Regions from separate parts of the Homo sapiens genome. Here region 1 is linked to region 2. A link is a loop called in an ENCODE intact Hi-C map of the cell type or tissue named here. Cell type or tissue: ascending aorta. All regions are shown on one strand. Region 1 holds the start of PTPMT1 (protein tyrosine phosphatase mitochondrial 1). Region 2 overlaps CELF1 (CUGBP Elav-like family member 1).

What was found. A loop is a pair of places that touch in the nucleus more often than their neighbours do. Peaks named below come from ENCODE experiments on the same cell type or tissue, not always from the same donor. Only the 100,000 strongest peaks of a DNase experiment are listed, where the experiment ranks them.
Region 1: it touches region 2 in a loop (2.3-fold over the local background); 24 of 110 quality-filtered maps call a loop at or near these places.

Annotation. Positions count from the first base shown.
Region 1 is chr11:47,564,146-47,566,645 of GRCh38, forward strand. PTPMT1 (protein tyrosine phosphatase mitochondrial 1) reads left to right here and starts at 1,454. Exons shown (of 4, transcript NM_175732.3): 1 at 1,454-1,651; 2 at 1,761-1,841. The coding sequence starts at 1,478. It also overlaps a transcript of CELF1 not described here. RefSeq lists enhancers at 965-1,465, 1,466-1,966 and silencers at 1,276-1,755, 1,886-1,965. In ascending aorta, no CTCF peak of the experiment used is centred here; a DNase peak (open chromatin) is centred at 1,366; H3K4me3 peaks cover 2,047 bases; H3K27ac peaks cover 1,660 bases.
Region 2 is chr11:47,465,890-47,468,389 of GRCh38, forward strand. CELF1 (CUGBP Elav-like family member 1) reads right to left here. Exons shown (of 15, transcript NM_001376376.1): 15 at 48-2,500. Among named protein-coding and RNA genes, the nearest start is that of RAPSN, 18 kb to the left of the region's middle. In ascending aorta, no CTCF peak of the experiment used is centred here; a DNase peak (open chromatin) is centred at 1,117; H3K27ac peaks cover 1,815 bases.

The DNA of each region.
Region 1 (2,500 bases), 98 kb after region 2:
TGAAACCCCATCTCTACTAAAAATACAAAAAAAAAAAAAAAAAAAAAAAGAAAGCCGGGCGCGGTGGCTCATGCCTGTAATCCTGGCACTTTGGGAGGCCAGGGGGATGGATCACCTGAGGTCAGGAGTTTGAGACCAGCCTGGTCAACATGTTGAAGCCATCTCACTAAAAATACAAAACTTAGCTGGGCGTGGTGACATGTACCTGTAATCCCAGCTACTCGGGAGGCTGAGGCAGGAGAATTGCTTGAACCTGGGAGGCAGAGGTTGCAGTGTGCTGAGATCACGCCATTGCACTGCAGCTTGGGTGACAATAGTGAAACTCTGTCTCAAAAACAAAAAACAAAAAACAAAAACTCCACCAGATGCTTGGGCCGGGTGCAGTGGCTCATGCCTGTAATGCCAGCACTTTGGGAGGCTGAGGTGGGCGGATCACCTTAGGTTCGAGACCAGCCTGGCTGACAAGGTGAAACCTCGTCTCTACTAAAAACAAAAGTTAGCTGGGTGTGGTGGCATGCACCTGTAATCCCAGCTACTCAGGAGGCTGAGGCAGGAGAATCGTTTGAACCCGGGAGGCGGAGGTTGCAGTGAGCTGAGATCTTGCGACTGCCCTCTAGCCTGGGCAACAGAGTGAGACTCCGTCTCAAAACAAACAAACAAAAAGTAAATAGCTGGCATTACAACCATTCTTCTTACCTTTTTGTAGGTTGCAGGTTTTATATTTGAGCTCTTCATAATATTTTTCTTAAGGATATATTAATATAATGTATATTTTCCTATTTTTTCCTGCTATGTAAACACTGCTGTTTGGTCAGATGAAGGAGGGAGCCCTGCCCTAGGACAGGGGAGGGGAGGAGGAAGGCGACCTCAACCCAGGACCCCTGTTCACCCTGGGATCAGGCCCTCACCCAGGTAGCTCCTCTGTTTGAAAGCTCTAAGCCCTTCCACTGTCCTCTTCAGGGCTACCCCGCCACACAGCCTCTCCTTGTCTTGTCTTCCCTTTGGCGGGGTCACACCCGCACCTGGGTCACTGCCCCCTTCCTCTGGTCGAGGGTTGGGGGGAGTGTCCCCTCCTCCCTCGGCCGGAGTCACAGTTCCACACGCAGGGGTCCTTCCTGCCCCTCTCACCTGGGGTCACAACCCCCCTCCCTCGGAGGAGGGAGGTCACCGGCCACAGGCGGGGGCCTCAGTTTCCCACGCTACAGGGCTCACACGTGTCTGGCCTGCGACGCGCTCTCCCTTCGCCGGGGTCCCAGTTTCCCGCCCAGGAAACCTCGGTCCCTCCTCCGAGGCCGCCGGGCCCTCCTCCAGAGTCCCGCCAGTCCCCCAGAGTCCAGGCCAGTCCCCGCCGTCACCCGGTGCGAGCCCGCGAGAGGCCTAGTGCAGCTGGCAGCCCCGCCCCGGCACCCGCCTGCTCTTCTCGCGGGTCCGGACCGCGAGCGCGGGGGCCGACGGGTCGCCGCTGCGCCGGGCCGGGATGGCGGCCACCGCGCTGCTGGAGGCCGGCCTGGCGCGGGTGCTCTTCTACCCGACGCTGCTCTACACCCTGTTCCGCGGGAAGGTGCCGGGTCGGGCGCACCGGGACTGGTACCACCGCATCGACCCCACCGTGCTGCTGGGCGCGCTGCCGTTGCGGAGCTTGACGCGCCAGGTGAGCCGGGCCGGGGAGCCCGGGCCCCTGCCCCGTCCCCGCCGCTCCGTCCCTGTCGGGCCGCTGGGGTCTCCACCGTCTTTGCTGAGCCACCTCTTTGCCTCGGCAGCTGGTACAGGACGAGAACGTGCGCGGGGTGATCACCATGAACGAGGAGTACGAGACGAGGTTCCTGTGCAACTCTTCACAGGTGAGGGACCGGGCCGAGGGGCAGGCTCGGGGGCCCGCTCCCCCTCGCCCACCGCCCTGAGCCTGGGACGGCTAGAGAAGTGTGGGGGAGGTCACCATGCACCGGAGCCAGGTGTCTCAAGCTGCTTTGCCTCCGGTCTGTGCCTCTAAATGGCACCTGGAGGTAGGCTAGAAGCTGTGAAAGGCGTTTATTTAAAAGTTCAAGTTGGGCCGGGCGCGGGGACTCACGCCTGTAATCCCAGCACTTTGGGAGGCGGGAGGAGGAGGCGGGCAGATCACTTGAGCCCAGGAGTTCCTGACCAGCCTGGGCAACATGGCGAGGCCCCCGTCCCTACAAAAATACAAAAAGTAGCCGGGAGTGGTGGCGTGCGCCTGTACTCCCAGCTACTTGGGAGGCTAAGGCAGGAGAATCACTTTAGCCCGGGAGGTGGAGGTTGCAGTGAGCCGACATCTCGCCATTGCATTCCAGCCCAGCCTTGGGCGACAGGAGTGAAACAATGTCTCAAAAAAAAAAAAAAAAAAAGTGGAAGTTGACAAAGCCTGATTTCTCCTTTGTGAACAAATGTAATGTATTCTTATTTCGGTAACCAAAATCAGAAACTAAAATTGAAAGGCAACTTTCCCATGCCTTCCTGATTTCATTCATTCTTTCTATACTTT
Region 2 (2,500 bases):
AAGGACACATCACCCTCCCCAACAATCAGTAACTCTGAAGACATCAGTTCTTCTCAAACAGTTTAATAGCAAATAAACAAAGGAAGGTACCACACTTGGCAGATACAAAATGACTTTTTGTCCATGTGTCTGTGCAATTAAAACAGATTTAGGTTCCCCATTGGGACAAAAGGAAAAACACACAAAAAAAGGAAGGAGATTCCTTTGAAACACATACTCCCTTGCTCCAAACTTATAACAATTTTTTTTTCTTTTTAAATTCACTACACAAACTCTGTGATTAGGTAAGAAAAGCGACGAGGGCTCTCCTTGCCTTTTTTTAAACCATTAAAGTAAAATCCATAATTTTCTACAGAGTACAACACAAGTTCACACAAAAAAGACATTTTCTTTTGCAAATCAAAACAGGAAAGAAAGGAAAAGCTCAAACAAGATAAAGGAAAAGCATTTCTACGGCTGAATCACGACTGAGTTGATTGAATCCCGTTGTTGCTGCAGAACAGACTGTGCGTTTGGTCATAGTGGCAATTTTTTTTTCTCTTCACATTGTGAAATCACTTTACATTGTTTTCTAGTAGAAAAGGCAAAAAACTGTACAAAACCCCTAGTGTTAAATACAACGTTTGTACCAATAAAAAACTCACACAGGTTTGTCTCCAAAATGTAAAGTTTCTTTTTTTTTTTCTTTTTAAATTATTCACAAAAAGCAGCTGGAAATCAGAAAGGCAGCTGCCGCTCCAGGGTCTCAAATCCATTAAAACCACCACAGAACAATTAAAACAATCAGAGAGAGAAAAGGAAAAGGAAACAACGTCCAACATTTGGCATTTGGTTTTATCCACAGGTTTTCCCAGAGCTCCTCTTGGAATTGAAAGCAAAATATATTGGCAAACACTGCTTCTCAATACACAGGAAGGGGAGCCTCAGTGCCTCCTGCCAACAGAGGCGGCTCTGTGCAGTCAGACTGTGGGGTGCACAGCAGTCTCTCAGGCTGGGGTTTCTGGCCTCTTTCCATCCAATCACCCCTTCCAGGAAATTCAGCAGCCTACCAGACACTGGGCCTCTGCCTGGCTGCCCTTTCCCCCAGGCAGAGCGGCCTTGGGCATAATACCAGGCAACCTGCCAGCCCCAGAGCAGAAACCCTGCTGGGATCCCTTCCTTCATCAACCTTGGTGTGGAGGATGCTCAATAGCGCTTCCACCTCCCCCTCCCCAGCCCCTAGCTACATCTCTCCACCCTTCCCTGGACAGTCCTACTTCCCAGCTCACCCACCCACCAGCAGCTTAAGTCTGGGTGGGATCTATCATCAGCTCCTCCCCCTGTAACCTCTTCCCTCCACAGATCCACCCTGTGCTCCTCTCCTCACCTCTCCCCCTCCACTCACATTCTTACTCAAGTCTCCAAGACCCTGAGGCTGGATGGTGCCACAAGAGAGGAGGGTCAGTTTCCCTCAGGGAACCAAAAAACTGGCTTGCTTGGCACCCAGGGACAGTAGCTGTTTGGCTCTCCACCCAATTAAAAAAACAAATCCCTGCCCTTTCCCCCACCCCACTAGCTAAGCAAGAGCAGAGCTGTGATGAAGAGCCAGTGCCGGGTGGCTGGTGCCCAGGGCTGTAAACAGTGTGAAGACTGTAGTATTGTGCTTGTCACCTAGGAAAAGCGCCAGCAGGTGAATTGCCGCTTGGTGTGCAGATGGCCTCCTACGGGTGATTGGGAGCGCCCTCCTTCCTCCAGGTGCTCACTGCCCCTAATGTGCTAAATAAGCCTCTTACCCACCTGCTGCCACCTTCTAGGCTCTACCTCTGCTTCTCGTGTCTCTCCAGGCCCCCTTCCCACCCTCTCTGAGCAAAGCAGCCAGCCTCCCGGAAGCCCCGGTAAGACCTGGAGGCCACACGAAGTGACAGTCTAAGTGCACAGGCAAACGCTCTAAGGGCAATAGAGGAGAAAGTTGCCACTTCAAAATTAAACAATACAATCTTGAAAAAAATAATCAACCCTACAACAATTTAAAACAGCTTCTTTGAAACCCTTTTAAATCGATCAGTTTTTGCACAAACTATAGAAAACAGAGAGGTGAAGGTGATATATACGAAGGTGTGAAGAAACAGCAGGAAACATGCAAAACTTTTTTCTGGGCATAATCTTAGTAGGAAAGGAAAAAATTCAAAACAAAAACACAAAAACAATACAAAAACAAAAACAACAACAAAAAAATCAAAGCATCACATTTTGCTGTGGAGACTGTTGGAACAAGCATGGGGCTGAGGGGAAGGGGCAGGCGGGATATCCAGGACTCCCCAGAGTCGCTCCAGGGAAGAACCACAAAAGAAAAAGAAAAAGAAAAAGGGCTGGCTGGGGCCCAAAGTGCAGCCTGCGGTCAAAAAGGAAAGGGGGTTCAGGTGCTCTCCGCAGTTGAGAACTCAGAAGAAAAACAAAAGAAAGAACAATACATGCGGTCTCCTCAAGCCCCACAGACTGTATCAGCAAAATGTGCTCAGGA